Linked DNA regions of Homo sapiens: regions 1, 2, 3, 4 and 6 are each linked to region 5. Evidence: chromatin contacts called from ENCODE Hi-C or POLR2A ChIA-PET data. All regions are on one chromosome and are shown on one strand. The core of a region is the stretch at or near the end of the contact, and the rest is flanking DNA. Distances in the headings are between cores, read along the strand shown. Region 1 holds the start of STAM2 (signal transducing adaptor molecule 2). Region 2 holds the start of RBMS1 (RNA binding motif single stranded interacting protein 1). Region 3 overlaps RBMS1 (RNA binding motif single stranded interacting protein 1). Region 4 holds the start of BAZ2B-AS1 (BAZ2B antisense RNA 1). Region 5 holds the start of NR4A2 (nuclear receptor subfamily 4 group A member 2). Region 6 holds the start of TANK (TRAF family member associated NFKB activator).

Region 1 (2,830 bases), core at 50-2,549, 4.2 Mb after region 5:
GGTTCAACGTTCTATGAAAAACAGCCCCTTCTGCACGATTCCTTCTCATTTGTGCCCCGAACTTTATAAAATGCAACCACCTTTCTGAATGTGTATGAGCTCTCTATAGCATCAGGTCTTTATACTAGAGTTTGTAAAATGGTTTTGATTAATCTATTATTTAAAATGTTGGAGTAATTCTCAACATTTAAACATCATTGAAAAATTGCAAACTCTAGTAGGACCCACATTTCAATAAATGGCTGCAATTTACCAGTAGTTGACATCTTTAGATACGCACTGTTCAGTTAGAAAGTTACAGCTTCATTCGAAAAGCATTGAGCGTCTATTACTTGGGACACTGTTTTAGACGCTGGGGATATAGTAGTGACCAAAACTTATCAGGGAGTTTATAATCTAATGAGGAGGAGAGACAGGCAACATAATCATTACTACAGTTTTCTAAGAGGAACAGAGAATATGTGGGTGGGAAGGGTGCTTGGGCTTTTGCATTCATTTAAATACCTGGCTGGATGCTGTTGGAATTTGAGTTTATGACTCGTACTACCATCCGAATCGTCATACACCATCATGTACGTTATGCACTGCCCCTATAAAACTCTCAACAAGTCTAAGGCAGGGAGTGTGCCTCCTTCGCCTTTGGATTCCGGGGGCCCAGCAGTGTTTTTATGGAGGGGACACGATGGAAAGCGAAAAGTTAGGCGTAGTTACTTCGACCACCGCTGTCCCGGGTGGTTATTCTGACGGGGTTTGGACTGGGCGCCTGGGAGGGTGCAACACAATAATTGTTGAAGAGCAGTCAGGTCTTTCGCAGAATCTCAAAGCCACCTCCGCGCCGGCAGCTCCGTTTCTAGGGAAACAGGACTGTAACGCGTACGCGTCGTGGGTCCTCGTTCTCTAGCTACGAGTCCTGCCGCTCTGAAACAAACTAAATTCGTGACAAGAACTTGGCCCTCAGAGCCCGTCGTCCAACGCGAAAAACCACGGGTAACCGCGCCCCCTGCCGCGCCGCCGCTGGCACTGCAGCTTCCGGGGTCGTCCAGTTCCAGGCGGGACTACTTCCGGCTCCGAAGGTCCCCGGCTTCGTGGCTAGCCGGGGTCCTAGCGCTGGAAAGGTGGCCGTAGCGGCCGCCTGACCCCTACAAAAGTCTGGGACAGGGGCAGCGACAAAGGCCTTGGGAGGACGCCCATGGTCGGAGGGATCTCGCCCCGGGAGAAAAGTTGGGACAGGAGCGCGGGATCGAAGGGTGGACTCCGAGCCGGCCTGTCAGGCAAGAGCCGGGCAGGTGCGGTGGCGGAAGTGCAGGGACGGAGGCCGAAGCGGAGCGGTCTAGGGAGCCGCGGCCGCGGGTCACCCGGCGGGTAGCAGTTGCTGAGTGTCAGCTAGACAGCAGCGACTAGGGCTCGGGCGCCGGCGAGATGCCTTTGTTCACCGCCAACCCCTTCGAGCAAGACGTGGGTGAGTGCTGTGCCCGGTCCTGGACTGCTGTGTGCCTGGCCCTGGACTGCTGTTTGTCCGGCTAGAAAGTGGGCGGTAGCGACTCCGGGGACTAGGAAGCAAAGCGAAGGGAGGGGAGGGGCGGTGCCGCCCGCTCCTTCGACGTTGGGATTTTTCTGGGGCAACCTCGGCGCGTCGCTAGCGGTCTGGGGAGTGCTTCCTGCCGCCTGAGTTTGGGGACCCTCAAAGGGCCGTTCTCCTTGCCAAGCGTAGGATTTGGGAAGAGCCTAGGGCTCGCTGGAGACTGGACTGATTAAGTAGTTGTGGAGTTGGTGATTAAAAACTTCCTGCTCGTTCGACAGCTGGTTACCTCCGTCTTTGCCCCATCGTTTTCTGAAGATGATGCAGCAGTGGAGACCCTGCTGTCTAGAGAAGCCCAACACTAGACACTTGACACCTAGACAACCGCATTGAATAGGAAGAACTTACTTCCCCATTATTTATATTACTCATGCATTCAATCCCTGATAGGGTAGCTTTAAGATTTATTACAATTGTAAAGGTGTTGCTCTTCATCCCCGGATTGCAAAGATTGCGCGGGTGCTAGGAGATGTTCGGTTTTAGAGTATGAAAAGGAAATCTCCAGTCTCAAAACACTCCAGAACAACAAGTATTTTACATGTTGCAGTCATAAAGCGCTGGTCTCTCAGTGACTATAGAATGAGAAAAACATGGATAAGATATATACGAAATTATTTAGGAAATTTGAGTAACACTAAAACAAACTGAGAAATATATGTATGTATTCTCGAAAGTCTGGGTCTCACTATGTTGCCCAGGTGCGACTAGAATTCCTCCCACCTCAGCCTCCACCTCCGTTTCCCCTTCCCGAGTAGCTGGGACTACAGGTTTGTTTTTTGTTTGTTTTTGTAGCAGTAGTTAACAGAACCCTAGGTAAATTTTTAGAACTTGGAAATGGGGTTGGGGCGGGGAGACTCAGAAGAATACTGCACATCTCAGCAGTAATTCCCCTGTTTCATAGTTAACATTTGGTTATTAGGAGACTGTAGAAAGTGCCCTATTCTGATACGTTGTGTAATCCCCTAAGCCATTTTAAAAAACATGTTTGAGTCAAATAATATATGTAAATAGTTCAAATATGTATGTTCCTTACTTCATTAAACTTTTTTTTTGGTGGATGAATACAGGTGACTGGCGTAAATCTGGGAAACATCACTCTTAAGGCTCACTGTTTCCTTTTGGAACGCCTCATTGCAGTATTCTTTTGTTTGAATCATACAACCTTTGTGCAACCTGTACTTTTAAAAAATTGCTATTATGAACACTTTGATTCTGTTCTAATGAAATAAAACAGAAGGCGCAAAATAGAAT
Region 2 (3,014 bases), core at 271-2,770, 4.2 Mb before region 5:
ACCCATTCCACTTTTCAGGTCTGCATGCACCTCAACAGTGCCTACAATATAGCAGACATAGTAAATATTAGCTTCCTTATAGGCTTTTACATAGGTAAATGAGAGGGACATGATTTGCCTCCTGGCAGAGCCAAAATGTTCTCACCTATACTTATATTTATTTTGTTTTTGTCAAACATGTAAGATCTAGAAATTTGTCTAAACCATAGAACGATTATAAGGGTTTCAGGTCCTTATTTTGTCATTGTTTTAAAGTATCTTACTAAACCTATTTTAAAATGTTATCATATAAAAATAATAACTGTTTAACAAAATAATGCATTCCAGTTGAGTTTAATTTACCTTGTGCTATTAACAAAAGACTCTTCAAAAACCAAAATGACAAAGTAAACAAGGTCTATTTAATAACAAACACAGTTTTTTATTACATTTTATTAGATGTGCCGGAACCCTAATTTGAGGATGCTTGCTTACCTATGCTATCCGTATGTACATTTTGGTATTAGCTCTCTTTTTGAGCTGGAATATAAAAGTCTTCTGCAGGCAGCTTCGGGGACCAATTAATTCCATTAAATTATATCTAGTTATGTAGTGAACTGAACCACTGCTGGTCTGAGGCTGTCTAGAGCTGTGACAATTAGGAGATGGAGAGAGGCAGAAAGAGAGATTGATTTTATATGTCACTGAAGCACACTGCAACAATATGCCAGCGTGACTTTCAAAATGGCCTTAAAATATTCCAAACTCAGGGAGTTTCCTTGCTCCTGAGTGGGAGTTGACAGACTGTCTGGCAGCATTAGAAAGAGGCAGAGAAAAGCTGATGTCTATATTGTGTCCTCTAATAACATTCTGCCTCTTTGCGGCATCCCCCTCTTAGAAGGATCCGTCTATATGTTGTGAGGGGTGTGTGTGTGTGTGTGTGTGTGTGTGTATGTATGTATGTGCTTTGCCTCCCCTTGTGCAAGGGGCATGATTTCACGTCTCACATCTGGGAAAACCAAACCGAAGGACGCTAACCCTCCCAAGGTCACCTAGATTAGTCTTGTGGCCCCGGGTCGGGGGTGGGTGGGAGGAACAGAACCCAGGTGTCCAGACTCCAGCTTTGTTGGGCATTAAATCATTTTCCTTCCCTTGTGAAAAAAAATTACTGGGCGGTGGGAAGTGAACGATTAATCAGATTTCCTCTTTTCCCTTATTTCCCCTCCCCCTTACGAAGATAAAAACTCGGGAAAGCAAAAGAGGTGCCCGCCCTGCAGTTCTTAAGCTGGGTCCCCCCGCATTCCCCCTCCACCCCCACTCCCACTCCCATTTCCCCACCCCCGACACAAAGCGATCTGGACTCACAGGGCTTCCGCCCGTCCAACCGCGAGCCTGGGAGGTGAGGAGTGGTTAAAACTCAGCCCTCACCTCCAGCGGGTCCCGGGCTCGGCGGCGCCCAGGCCCCGCCCCCGCCCGCCCTTCCCCCACGGCCTCGGAACGCCAGCCCCTCTCCTCTCTCCACATCGGGCGCACCCACCCCAGATGCCGCCTGGCACCAAGCGCAGCCGCCGCTGCCGCACTTTCCACTTGTATTGATCACCTCTCAGCCCCGCGCAGCCGGCTCGCCCGAGCGGACCGCGGCCAGCGCGCCAGCCCTTGGCAGCCCCGGAGCAGTCGGGCTCCGGGAGGAAACTCCTTGGGAGCGCCCTGTCCGGGGTGCCCTCTGCGCTCTGCAGTGTCTTTCTTTCTGCCTGGGAGGAGGAGGAGGAGGAGGAAGAGGAGGAGGAGGAGGAGGAGGAGGAGGAAGAGGAGGAGGAGGAGGAGGACGTCTGGTCCCGGCTGGGAGGTGGAGCAGCGGCAGCAGCAGCAGCCGCCGCCGCCGCCGCCGCTGCCGCCGCCGCCGGAAAGGGAGAGGCAGGAGAGCCCGAGACTTGGAAACCCCAAAGTGTCCGCGACCCTGCACGGCAGGCTCCCTTCCAGCTTCATGGGCAAAGTGTGGAAACAGCAGATGTACCCTCAGTACGCCACCTACTATTACCCCCAGTATCTGCAAGCCAAGGTAAAGGGGCGCCGGGGAGAGGTGACGGCCGGAGGAGGGGGCCCGGGGACGCGCGCAGGGTCAGGCCTGGGGAGGGGGGCGCGCGGCGAACCCCCGCCACCGCCGGGCGGAGTTGCTGGAAGGTTGCTAACTATAGCGCTGGCCTGGGCAGAGCCGGGCGGCGCGCGGGGCGGCGGCTTCCCTGGGAGCGGAGTGCGGGGATCGGGTTACAGAAAGCCGCGGGGGGAGAGACTAGACAGGAAAGAGCCACCAGCCCCTTCCTGGCCCGGCCAGCGGGGAGGGTCGTGGGGTCGAGCGGCGCCCCTCGCCGAGCCCTGGCTGGCCGGCGGCCGTCGCCTGGTGTGCGCGTCTGGATCCGCTGGTGGCCCGGCTTTTCGACCCCTTCTCCAAGGGCCTCGCCCTGTAAGCTGTAACTCTTCGCTCCCCTCGCCGTGGCGCGGAGCCTCCCGCCCCCCAGGGACGCCCCTCCACCTCCCGCGCACGCGATGACTGGGGCTGGAGGGGCGGCGGGGCCGGGATATTTTCCTCCCCGCCTCCGGCCCTGAGCGCCCGCCCCTCGCCTCTGATCTTTGTGCGGTGTGGCACTTCACCTGGTTACTGATTTCTACTTTTACGCTGGTGTTTTGGGTAGAAAAGTGGCCAAAGTTCACTCGCGTTCATTGATGTCCCTTCTAATCTCTAGAGGTTTTGCAAAGGAGGGACAATGGGCAGATTTCAGTGCAGAGAAAGAAGTGACTTCGTATTTGGTTAAAAAAGAAACAAAAACAAAACTAGCTTATATGTTTGCCACAGATCGATTTCCAATGTTGCTTTTTAAAAAGTGACCTCGGCACACTCTTGGGTAACAACAGTTGATGACATGTAGCCATACAAATTGCGCCTGGCTTTCTAGGGACCCTGGGTACTTTGTTAGTGGGCCTATCTTATTTTTACAATAAGAATTTGATGCCTCCCGAACTCATTTAAAAAAATTATT
Region 3 (2,827 bases), core at 162-2,661, 4.1 Mb before region 5:
CACCCTTCTAATCTCAGAAGTCCAGTTTAGGGATTCCTCCCACCTTTTTGGGGAGGGAGAACTTGTGAGCTAGGAGGTGAATGATGAAGCAAATGGATGATACAGATGGTAAGTTTGTGATGTTTGGAAGCAGCATTGATATAAAAATGTGGCTGTACTGAATGATTGTACAACTCTTAAAGCTTTCTACATTTTACATATACAGTCATCTCTCAGCATCCGAGGAAGATTGGTTCCAGGATGGCTCAAGGTCCTGATATAAAATTGCGTAGTATTTGTATATAACCTATGTACATCTTCTCGTATTCTTTAATCTCTAGATTACTTATAATACCTGATACTATGTAGATGCTATGTAAATAATTGTTATACTGTATTATTTTCAAATTGTTTTATTGCTATTTTTATTGCTTTTCCCTGAAATATTTTTAATCCACAGTAGGCGGATGCAGAACCTCTTTATACGGAGGGTCGACTGTGTAGGAGTGAGCTAGTTTCAGTTAAAGCAGCGGTGGTTGGTACTCATCTCTCACCTGCCCCCACGTAGTGTAGCTAGGGCATCAGGGAGTACTGATCTCTGGCATCATCTGGGATCAACAGGATTTTCCTGCCTCACAGGCCTGTGAGCACATTAGAAATACACCTGCTCAGCTCAAGTCAAAGTGAGAAGCTTTTGAATGGAGTGATAACCGAGTAGGCAGTATCTAAATAAAGATGATTGGTTCAAGTCTCAGTGGACAAATGTGTACGTTCTATTACTGTTGACTGTGACTTTGAAGTATATGGTGTTCATTAAGCAAATCCAATCTGATCGTATGAAAAGAGCACCCCAAAAACCAAAATGAAACCATTTATCAGGACTTTTGTAGCTATGAAAATATTTTAGTGTGTTTTGAAACAAAAAAAGTGATTTATACTCAAAGGCTTTTAGATATAGAAAATTGGTATTTTCATTTTTCCTTTGTGTTGTTTCTTGAATTCTTTTATTAGCTACTCCTCTTCCTGTTTCCTTCCATTTTGGAACTGCTTTCTTGAGGTAGCTAAGTTACAAACCAACCATACTTTGGTTTCTGCACATCGTGGCATGTAGGAAGGCCTTTTTTGCTAAGCAGTATGTTGTCCTAGTGGTTTCCAGTAGGGTTTTGGAGGTAGGGGAGTGAATGCAAAATTTTTCTGCATGTGTGTATGTGTGTGTTTATATCTGTGTGTGTTTAATGGTCTTGCCCTCCAATAGTTGTACTTGTTAAATGTTGCTAACTTTTGATGAGGGAAGTACTTATCTTCCCAGTTTAAGTAGATTTACATAGTTTACTGCCTTCTTCAAGATTAACTGGGTGTAGCTGCACGTGAGGAATTCAACAGTGATTCAGTGTTTGGCCTTGTTTAGAGGATGACATACAAAGCTGTTGATTAATCCTCTTCAGGCAGTTTCTGTTCACAGCAATTTGTGTTTAGTAGATTGGGTTTTGTTAAAGTTTGAAGATTAAACTTGTGCATAGAAGATATTTAAATGAACACTGCCTGAAACAGTCCCAATTTGTTGTTGTTTTAAAGAAAGTAAACGTCTTCAAGCTACAGAGATTGGAGGTTTAGTGGAGAGTAGCAGAAAGGTAAATTGGTATGTATAAGTAAGGTATTGGCCCATTTTTATGTTATGTTATCTCTGTGTATTTGTGGTCAGGTAGGATCTATGAGTCATGATGATGATATTTTAAAATCTACCCATACATAGCCATTTGAAAACTGTACAATTCATCGTGATTGTCCACTTTTTCTACTAGGGACCGTTTTGGCATCTCATTACATGTTCCATAGTTCACTTCAGGTTTTGAACATACTTCTAGTTTTTTACTTTTCCTTATTTTTAGAGATTACTGTCAACTGGGCTCACCATATATTAGTACTTTTATTTTTGAGACCTTTCTTAGGAGGGTAAGAGTCTATCTGATCCAGGTTTCTGAGAATATATTTATAAAGTACTCACCCAATAAATAAATATTTTAAGGATGTATAAACCTCAGTCATATTTAATCTTCATAGCATCCATATAGAGAAGGTCTGGAGTTTTGAGGCAGTGACATCTTAAGTGGCCTACATGGTGAAAGCTAGGTCCCTGGAGTCAAGGGCTGTGTCTGCTACTAGGAAAAAGAAAGCCCGTCAAGAACAGCTGTGGCCTCACTACACTTCCCTTTACTTGGCCTCCCAAAGACATGTGGCCCACAGTGTCCAGATTTCAGATGTGGGAATTGTAGCTCTTGAATGTATTAGTGTTTTTTTGTTTGTTTTATAAAGGCTTTCACAGATGACATACTAGACACTGAGTTAAATTTGAATTTCAGATAAACAGTGAATAATTTTTTAGTATAAGTATGTCCCAGATTTTCATCACACTGCATTTTTGAATTTGCTAAATCTAGCAGCCCTCTCTCAGGGAAATCCAATTCGCTTTTTAAAACTCATTATAAAAAAAATCATGATAATAAGACATACTATTACTTTTTCCACTGAAAAGTTTGCCCCTTAGCATATTCCTTAGGCCCTGATAACGCACGTTTCACATTTTACCTCCTTGAACCATTTGGTCCATGCTTCCGCCTGCACTCTACCTAATTGAAAGACTATGGCTTAAGTTGTGGCTCTACCATTTGCATGCTTTTTCACTTAACCTCCCTAAGTCTGAGTTTCTGCTAAGTAAAGATAATAGTGCCCACTTCACAGGGTAGTTGTTAATCCTTCTAAGGTGCTATTATTAATGTCCCCACAGAGCAAGCAACAGCGGGTGGTCCTAGGAGACTTCTGTGTGGTCTAGGGAGACCTTGACACAGTC
Region 4 (2,788 bases), core at 14-2,513, 3.3 Mb before region 5:
TTGACGTCACTTGGTTCATGAAGCCTTCGCCTAGAAGTGAAGCTGCTGAACAAACCTTGAGAAGAATCATCTCCTGCTTCAATCTGCTGCTGGATAGGAACTAATCAGAGAGAGAGAGGCGGAAGACGGAGAAGGAGGGAGTCGAAGGCTTTCCCGATCACAAATCTCACCTCCACTACAACTCTCTTTATACTTTTCTTGCAGAAATAATAATAGAAATAAGGAGGTGGTGGGGTTTCCAAAAATCTTAACCTTCAACCATCTGGGGAAAAGGCAAAAATCCCATCTACCGCAACTCTCAGTTCGAGAGTAAAGGTGAGTTTAAAATCCTCGGGCGTGAGGGGTGCGGGTGAGGATGTAAATTCCCAGTGTTACAAAGCCGGTGGAAACAGCAGCGGAGAAACTGCGCTCGGGCAAGCGGGGGACTCCGGAGTTGCTGCGTGGAGGCGCTCGCCCCGCCGCCCTCTCGCCCTCCGCCGCTGTTTATCCTCGCCGGTCGGTGCGGCTCTTTGTTGTGGTGGCCGGAAGGCTGGGGTGGTTCTCGGGGTCCCGAGTGGAGTTTGGGGGAGGAGGACACGGAGATGTGCCGTCCTGGGTGGGAGGTGGGGGGTGCGGCCTCAGGAGAACGTAAACTTTATTCCTAGAAGCCGGTGCGGGACTTCGCTGGAGTAGGGCCGTGGGTTGTGCTCCCGGCCGGGCAGGCGCTGCCGCCGCGAGTCCGCCGCCTTTGTGCCGGCCGCCCTGGCTTCGCGTCTCCTTCCTCTTCCCCTTCGGCTTCCAGCGCTCAGGTCGCCGCCAACAGTTTTGCTTCTTAAAAAACAACCTCTGTCAGCGTTGCGATGGCCGTTCCTACCCCGGAATATCCGCTGCTCCCCCACTCCCTGCCGGGGTAGTTTCTGGATCACCCCCCACCCCCGTCCGCCTCCTGCTGCCCTTTTTTGCCTCCGCCCCCTCTTCCCTGTCGGACTGACGAGCTGCGTCTGCCACCCCCACTCCCCGGCTTGGGCCTCTAGCTCTCCCGTGTGTAGCTGGAGGCTCTGAGTTTACTGAAGATGAGCGGGGGTGGGGGTGGGGCAGGTGGGATTGGGAAAAGATCTGGATACCTGGGAAGGTCTATGTCAGCACGCAGAAGGTTTGAGGAGCATTGCTTCTCATACAGTAAGGTCTGTGCCTTGGTCTCATGTTTTAGCAGTTCTTCCCCGGGAACGACCGCCAGCTCCCAACTCCTCTGCTTCCCTCTTTTAATCTTCTTGTCGCTACCCCTCCCCCCAGCCCCCGTTCTCTTTCGCGGCTCCCTCCCCTTTAAGTAGTTTCACGAACCCCAGAATTGGGATTTGAGAAGGGGAAGGAAGTGTTTGAAGAGTCAGAGCTGGCTCTGTTGTTTGGGAGATTTTCTCTTCTTTTCTTTCTCCCTCTGTATTTATCTTTTGTCTGTTGCTTCCTTATAAAGAGGGAAGCAGCTGCAGTCCTTGGCCGAGTTGTTGAAATTTATCCCTTTGTGTATATTACAATATCCTCCATTTTTTTTCCTGCCCTCTAAACAACAAGCGTTTCGCCATCTTGGGCAATTTTATTCCCAAGTCTCTCTCTTTTTTATTTTTGAGGAAAGGAAAGAAGTATTAGGAAGTGTGTCTGGATAAGTCTCAAAGTTTAGGGAATGTTCAGGGGGCCCAGTGACGTCATGTAAACTTTACGGAGAAATTTTCCCAAGAGTAAATTTTTTGCTTAATTTTTCTCCTGTTTTATAGGATTGTGTAACTTACAGGTTACTGATAAGTTGTGTGGCTTATTTTTGTGTTTTGCTCTCAAAATCAGTATACGAAGTCTGCGTATTGTATGTTTTGGTAACAGGTGGAAGATTATATGCAAAAAATGGTAAAAAACTTGTGCGTCATTTGTTATTTATCTGGTTTTTGTGTACTTTTTTTTTTAATTTAAAGGTTTCAACTGTTATCTGTAGTCAGTATATTCCCTTTCTTATTTGCTCCACTCTCCCTTATGGATTTTTTGAAAATTAGCTTGGTTAATATTTATGTATGGTTATTTTAGATTATCTGGCTCCCCGTTTCTAATAAAATGTTCTGGGGTTTTCTTTTTCTATTATTTATTTACATTTTGAAAAGAAATGACTATGGAAAATACCTTAAGATAATGGATACTTTAAAATTTAGTAGCAGATATTAAGTCAAACAATTATTGAGTATTTAAGAGGCAGAATTGATTTTAAAAGTTATTTTATAATCGCTAGCTATAAACTCTTTGTCAGCCATTATGAACAGATAAACAAAAACTAGCACTGTTTTAATTTGCTTGTCTAACATAGTTTTTCGCCTCACAAAAGTTGGTTTGGTCACATGACCAAGCTTAATGATACACTGACTAGTATATAAATAAGAGGCACTGTATATTGAATGGGAAAGTGGAATTCTGTCTCCTGTAGTCATTTTCAGTCAGCATATTTACATCTCTTCTAACAAGGACATGAAACTGTCTGTATTTAATTTGCATTCTCTTTGTCTTCTGGGTTGAGGGAAAAACACTGACTACAATTAACTTAAAAAAAGCTAATAGAAACAATTCTGAATACATTGAAAAGGTTTGTGTAACACACAGAAATTTATGTTCTATATGGTAAGTTTTTATTTCTGTAGCAGTCTTCTTTGGTGTTATCTATTTATCCAGGAATTTGCTTCATGTAATATGCTATATAGAAAGCTTGACTGAGTTGAGTGTCTGCCATTTATGTGAATTGTAGGTAGGTGAAAAATGTTTAAATAGTTAAAAGCAC
Region 5 (2,819 bases), core at 168-2,667:
CTGCGCGAGTAGAAAAGCGGGGGCGGCTCCGAACTCTCCCTCCCAAGGCCCAGCCGCTGGAAGCCCCGCGGGAGAAGCCCTAGGAAGCCCTCCCAGCTCCGGCCGGGAGACGGGGAGGGGGCTTGCCCTCCGGAGCTGCGGCGTTTCCTTTGCTAGAAAGCTCCCTGCGCTCTCGGCGTGGCTAGGGGAAATGACTTGCAAAGCAGAAGCGGCGGCGACTTGGACGGCCGCGGGGGTGGGACACGCTCCCAGAGCCAGCTCGGGCCCCTCTCCTGGCTGGGCTGTAGGCTCACACCTTACGCTTTGCGGAGACGCTGCCCCCAATCCCCACCCGCTTCGCTTTTCTTGTCCAGTCTTTCTGGGCTCTAAGATTGAGGCTGTGATAGACCTTGTGTTTCAAACGAAGATCGATTTATTCCCTTAAAACTCGTGGAAGGGGTACGAGTTGGTGGGCACAGAGGAGTATCGAAAGTATTAGAGTTTGCAGAAGGTGGGAATCAGAGTACCTTTCTGCAGAAGGCGCACCTGTTGCCTGCTGCTCGGCTGCATTGTCTGCGAAAGGAAAAGGGGCGACGCTTCACTCTGACTTTTGGGGTTTCTAAAGAGCTGGGTCACGGTCACTGTCTACCCTCTCCCCTTCCTCTCCCCCCCCCCCGCAAGCACCACGTCCTCCATCGAACGTGGGCACTGCATGGAAATAAGGAAACATAGAAAAATAAGCCCTACCCCCACTCCCATTCCCTTTCAGATGGGAGTGTGGGGGGTGGGGGTGGGGTAGAGAGAGTGAGAGAGAGAGATAATTAGAATGAATATATGCCAGAAGAGGAGGAGGCCTGGGACAGGAAAAGGGAGTAAAAGGGGATGAACCGGGTAGGGAAATCCCACCCGAACTGCGTGAGCCCTCTGAGCGTCTCGTGTCATGGGACATCTGTACGCTCTTCCGCTAAGGGGGTGACGAAGGTGGGTGGGAGAGGTTAGGGCGCTGCAAGGCACATCCCATTCCGTGCGGCTCCAGGTGCGTACTACCTGGCCACGCCGGCCTTGCCTTCCGCCGGTGCTTTTGTTGCACCCTCCCCACATGTGAGCGGCCGAGCCGCTGCGCGGGCGCAGGGGCTTCGGGGAAAGTGAAGTGTCGCGACGCTGCGGGCTGCGCAGACCTGGGAGAGGTCACACCTCTTTCGGAAAAAAAAAAAGAAAAGAAAAAAAACACCAAAAACCACCCAAGCTGGCTACCAAGGTGAACGCAGAGCGGTTCCCACCTTAAAATCGGCCCTGCTCGTGACGTCAGGTCGGAAATATACCAAAGCGAGCGCGGGCCAGGAGTCCAGGGAGCGCGGCAGCGCGGCGATTGGGCGGCGGGCCGCTGACGCGCGCTGACGCGCGGAGACTTTAGGTGCATGTTGGCAGCGGCAGCGCAAGCCACATAAACAAAGGCACATTGGCGGCCAGGGCCAGTCCGCCCGGCGGCTCGCGCACGGCTCCGCGGTCCCTTTTGCCTGTCCAGCCGGCCGCCTGTCCCTGCTCCCTCCCTCCGTGAGGTGTCCGGGTTCCCTTCGCCCAGCTCTCCCACCCCTACCCGACCCCGGCGCCCGGGCTCCCAGAGGGAACTGCACTTCGGCAGAGTTGAATGAATGAAGACAGACGCGGAGAACTCCTAAGTGAGTAGATGCAGCCCATGCAGTTCGCCTTCTTTTATGCTTTTTCCTTCTTTTGCACGTCTCTTCTTTCCACTTGTGTGGGACAGGTTCTCTGGAAGTGGGAGCCAGAGGCTTCTAGTGAGAGTGGGACCGAAGGATGGGGAGTGCGTGCGCGCAGTTACCGGGGGGCATTTGTTCGAACTCCGGCTTTGGCACTAGTGGGGAGTTGGCTCTCGACAGAGGTTTCCAGGCTCCTCATTGGTGGACGTGGAAGGGAGACTCCACAGTTTGGGAGCTGAGGACTAGCCCGCGGAAATGTGCGCAAAGTTTGCTGTTAGTGAGGAATTGATTGTGGCCTGTGAACACGGAGACTCCAAGTCCTATGTATACGAGGGAAGCTGCCCACAAACTGACAGGGAGAGGAAGTTCTTCAGTTTATGCGTTGCTTGGGAACTGTGTCTCCGCGGCTGGCCAGCGCGCGATGTTTCCCGGGTATTGTTGAGTAAGGGTGGTGTTGGTAGCGTGTCCTGTTACTAAGTTGCCTGAAATTTCTGGTTTTGACATATGCTGTCCTTGGGTTTGCGAATGTATCAGAGCGAGAATATGAATATGTAAAGAGTACAGTTATGAAACTGTGGAGCTACCAGGGGGTTAATATCCAACACAGGAATATCTCTAAGGGCTGTGGGGTTCGAGTCTCCTTTCTGCTTTTTCTGGGTAATCTTCCCCCCACCCCCACCACCACTATGAAGCAAGATTGTGGGGGAGGGGAAAGAATAAAAAGAGAGGATACTGGCTTTCTTTTTTCATTAGTAATAAGATTGTCTGTGCTCTAGAATGTCTTCCAAGTGGGAACATCTGAAAATTGCTAGGACACAAGAATGCCTTGTTCCAGAAAGGCAGATTGTGGAAGGCATTATGGGGAAGGTGTTCATCTTGCTGTGCTGGGAAACACTTCTAATATTGGTGCCAATACCATATAAGCAGTATGTCCCCCCTCTGCAATTGACCTAAGAAGCTCCTGGAAAAGTAGATCCCCTCTTCCCACCTTGTGACCATTAAGCCTTGTGACCATTAAAGATGCTGAAAGACAAGTTTTCTGGAAAAGTGAACATCAATTTATCTGTAGCTCCAATCCCAGTGCTCTGTCAAAAGCACTTTAGAAGTGCGGATGCTTCCACT
Region 6 (2,700 bases), core at 28-2,527, 4.8 Mb before region 5:
CCAACATTACAATAAAATAGAGCTACATATGGCAAGACTTTCACCATATATATATATTTAATCTGAAACAGATTATCGAACAGTATGCATAATCTCATTTTCATAAGAAAGCAAAATAACATGGTTATGCACATACAGGAAAGATGTGGAAGGCTTGGATTACAACTGGGGAGAGGACTGAGAAGGATTTCACTTCCTGCTTTGCACATAGTTGTATTATTTGAGGATCCCTCCTCTCTCAAATGAGGACACAATAATTTTTAACAGAATGCACTGCTTGCTTCTCTGCTACCTCTCGTTTGGGTGTGTATTCCAACCGCGGTAAGAAGGCAGGTCATTTTCTTTTCCTTCAATTTCACGTCGCTTCTTCACTTCCTTTACTACCATCTCTCCCTTATTATAACTTGTCAAAAGCATCTCCTGTGAGGTGAGATAAACACCACTTTACATAGCAAGGCTGCTTTACTTTTGCTCGTTATAGCATAACAATAAAGGCACAGCTCTTCTTTGATTATCCTCCCCCTTTCTACTTCTAGAAAAGCACAGCTTTTTTGCCTGTAACTCGTTGCTAGTCAGTTTACACCGGCGTGAGGACTCTACCTAACGCCTGGGTTCCCACTGTGGGCGGGGTTGGCTTCTGTTCTTCCTGCCTTGGCCACCCACTCCCTCCGTGACCCTCTGGGAAGTTACCCAACTTCTCATTGACCAGGCTATGATGACACCCCACAGGAAGGCAGAGGGGAATTGTGCAACCACCTTGGGAAAACAACAGAAAGAACCAATTAAGTTTTCGAAAGAGTAACCACGATACTACTTGATTCTAGGAGGCAGTCTCTCTCCCGAAGGGAAGTCGGGAATGTTCCTGGAGGGTCCACTGCTCACCTCGACACCGCAGGCCCTTCCACCCCCATTTCCCGGGCAAAGCAGCCGGGACGAGTCCCTCCCTTGAAGCCGTTGGGGCAGAGGCCGACGATGCTATGCTGACATCGCGGGCCCGGAAACCAACCCACAAGGAGTCCGCTCCGGGGGAAGGACTCGCGTGGTTTCTCCCGCACAAAATCCCTCCCCAAACTGCAAATTGGTTGTCTCCGCTGCTCCTCGGCTTCTCTCCCTGCGGCGCCCCTACTGTCAGCGCGTCCCTCTCGCTCACGCATACAAATTCTCCGACGTCGTGCTTGACGGATTCGGACACACCAATTCACAAAGTTTCTTACTCACACAGTTCACGCTTTCAGCTGCGTTCCCTCTCCCCTCAGGTCGCCGGCGCCTGGCCGAGTGACTCCAACCGGAAGTTGCATTTTGTTCCAGTTCAGAGGGCAGTGCCTGCGCGCGGAGCCATTAACTCTTCACCTCCACCCAACAAGGCCAGGGCCCTTCCGCCCTGCCCCACCCAGCCCAGGGCTCTTCTGCCCCGCCCCTGCCCGCCCCGCCTAGCGCCCTCCCCCAGCCCTGCCCAGCCAAGTCCCCGCCTCTTAGAAAAAAAAAGCGTCAGCAGCGGAAGAGAATCCTATGTCAAGTGTAAAGGTCACTTGTGAGTCTTTGCTGGATTTTTTTGCCAAACGATAAATAACCGGTAAATAAATAACCAGTAAATAAATAACATCACCCTATATATGAGTTAGAGTACACAAGAATCACCTGAGAAACAAAATGTAGTTTCACCAACCGACTCCTACAGCTTTCATTTCAGAGCAACTGGAGTGAAGCCCAGGAACCTGCATTTTCAACAGATCCTCGTAAATTTATGTAATTAAACGTGGTTAAAGTCCACACTCTGAGAAACACTACATATACACATACCCATTTGGTTTCTCCCCAACTGGTAGTATTTTTCACTAAATGTATTTGTTAAAGAGGAATGGCTGGAAATGGAGGTGGAACTTTATTAGAAAATTTCCCATGAATTAAGACTTTCCCATTATTCCAATTCCTAGCCATGCATGAATATTATCTAAGATTCATATCTTAGATACCGCAAGAAAGATATCTTTTCCCTTTAGGGCAAGAGGATGAGGTCTGGCTGCCCCAATTTCTCCCTGTATTTCTGAATCATGGATGTTTACACATCTTTCCTTAGGCCAGTAAGTCCAAGGATTTAAAAACCTGCCAAGTTGCAGTGCATTCTGTCTAGTTATCTTGAATGTTGCTGTATACTTTTAAAAGTCAAAGCCTAAATATATTTGAAACAATGTTTTTAACAAACAGAAACTTCTTATATATAACGTTTTGACCAGTTGAATAGTTTTCTTGTAATAAGTAATTGAGTTAAACATCACAATACAGTACTGCTTTAAAAAAATTATTTAAACTTTTTTTGAGGGCAGTTTTAGATTCACAGCAAAATGGAAAGGAATGTCCAGAGATTTTCCATATACTTTCTGCCCCGACACAAGCATAGCCCTTCCCCATTATCAACATCCCTCACCCCAGTGTGATGAAAAAAAGCTGTTATAAATATCTGTGTGCAGGTTTTTTTGTGCGGACATAAGTTTTCATCTCCTTTGGATAAATACCAAGTAGTATGATTGCTGGATCATAAGGTAAGAGAATGTTTAGTTTTGTAAGCAATTGCCAAATTGTCTTCCAAAGTGGCTACCATTTTGCATTCCCACCAGGAATGAATAAGAGTTCCTGTTGCTCCAAATCCTTGCCAGCATTTGGTGTTGTAAGTGTTCTGGATTTTGGCCATTCTAATAGATG

The links. A loop is a pair of places that touch in the nucleus more often than their neighbours do. ChIA-PET counts read pairs that join two places held with the same protein, here RNA polymerase II (POLR2A). Pooled maps may share reads with other maps.
Region 1: a loop to region 5 is called in a map of B cell, with 19 times the contacts of the local background. The contact joins the promoter of STAM2 here to the promoter of NR4A2 in region 5. A Hi-C loop is called at or near these places in 4 of 168 maps with a recorded cell type or tissue (B cell, CD8-positive, alpha-beta T cell and naive thymus-derived CD4-positive, alpha-beta T cell), 3 of 37 single-sample maps with no recorded cell type and 14 of 50 pooled maps.
Region 2: a map of naive thymus-derived CD4-positive, alpha-beta T cell shows a loop between it and region 5 (9-fold over the local background). The contact joins the promoter of RBMS1 here to the promoter of NR4A2 in region 5. A Hi-C loop is called at or near these places in 2 of 168 maps with a recorded cell type or tissue (CD4-positive, alpha-beta T cell and naive thymus-derived CD4-positive, alpha-beta T cell) and 6 of 50 pooled maps.
Region 3: a map of natural killer cell shows a loop between it and region 5 (12-fold over the local background). The contact joins the enhancer-like site here to the promoter of NR4A2 in region 5. A Hi-C loop is called at or near these places in 4 of 168 maps with a recorded cell type or tissue (B cell, CD8-positive, alpha-beta T cell, naive thymus-derived CD4-positive, alpha-beta T cell and 1 more) and 9 of 50 pooled maps.
Region 4: a map of gastrocnemius medialis shows a loop between it and region 5 (10-fold over the local background). The contact joins the promoter of BAZ2B-AS1 here to the promoter of NR4A2 in region 5. A Hi-C loop is called at or near these places in 1 of 168 maps with a recorded cell type or tissue (gastrocnemius medialis) and 7 of 50 pooled maps. POLR2A ChIA-PET finds 5 or more read pairs at or near these places in 1 of 52 experiments (RWPE1).
Region 6: a loop to region 5 is called in a pooled map, with 8 times the contacts of the local background. The contact joins the promoter of TANK here to the promoter of NR4A2 in region 5. A Hi-C loop is called at or near these places in 3 of 168 maps with a recorded cell type or tissue (CD4-positive, alpha-beta T cell, CD8-positive, alpha-beta T cell and naive thymus-derived CD4-positive, alpha-beta T cell), 2 of 37 single-sample maps with no recorded cell type and 12 of 50 pooled maps. POLR2A ChIA-PET finds 5 or more read pairs at or near these places in 1 of 52 experiments (naive thymus-derived CD4-positive, alpha-beta T cell).

The regions. Positions count from the first base shown.
Region 1 is chr2:152,174,232-152,177,061 of GRCh38, reverse strand. It overlaps STAM2 (signal transducing adaptor molecule 2), which reads left to right and starts at 1,299. Exons shown (of 14, transcript NM_005843.6): 1 at 1,299-1,459. The coding sequence starts at 1,420. LOC105373689 (a long non-coding RNA gene) reads right to left here and starts at 1,529. Exons shown (of 3, transcript XR_923477.3): 1 at 505-1,529. RefSeq lists enhancers at 942-1,361, 838-1,361, 1,522-1,661, 1,712-1,761.
Region 2 is chr2:160,492,313-160,495,326 of GRCh38, reverse strand. RBMS1 (RNA binding motif single stranded interacting protein 1) reads left to right here and starts at 1,520. Exons shown (of 14, transcript NM_016836.4): 1 at 1,520-2,038. The coding sequence starts at 1,964. RefSeq lists a silencer at 1,093-1,272 and an enhancer at 1,459-1,979.
Region 3 is chr2:160,402,040-160,404,866 of GRCh38, reverse strand. The region is part of intron 1 of RBMS1 (RNA binding motif single stranded interacting protein 1); the gene reads left to right. Among named protein-coding and RNA genes, the nearest start is that of MIR4785, 4.4 kb to the left of the region's middle. Within about 2 kb of position 1,411, at least 8 of the 41 ENCODE cell types and tissues checked have a DNase peak (open chromatin) inside an H3K27ac peak, as active enhancers do; they include CD8-positive, alpha-beta T cell and natural killer cell, where a contact is called at or near this core.
Region 4 is chr2:159,613,769-159,616,556 of GRCh38, reverse strand. BAZ2B-AS1 (BAZ2B antisense RNA 1) reads right to left here and starts at 1,263. Exons shown (of 2, transcript NR_110588.1): 1 at 1,104-1,263; 2 at 1-807. It overlaps BAZ2B (bromodomain adjacent to zinc finger domain 2B), which reads left to right and starts at 9. Exons shown (of 37, transcript NM_013450.4): 1 at 9-315. RefSeq lists enhancers at 240-319, 1-473, 1,530-2,058.
Region 5 is chr2:156,331,319-156,334,137 of GRCh38, reverse strand. It overlaps NR4A2 (nuclear receptor subfamily 4 group A member 2), which reads left to right and starts at 1,417. Exons shown (of 8, transcript NM_006186.4): 1 at 1,417-1,658. RefSeq lists an enhancer at 1,156-1,235 and a silencer at 1,466-1,665.
Region 6 is chr2:161,159,005-161,161,704 of GRCh38, reverse strand. TANK (TRAF family member associated NFKB activator) reads right to left here and starts at 1,277. Exons shown (of 8, transcript NM_001199135.3): 1 at 1,219-1,277. TANK-AS1 (TANK antisense RNA 1) reads left to right here and starts at 1,415. Exons shown (of 3, transcript NR_187173.1): 1 at 1,415-1,573; 2 at 2,469-2,540. RefSeq lists an enhancer at 804-1,567.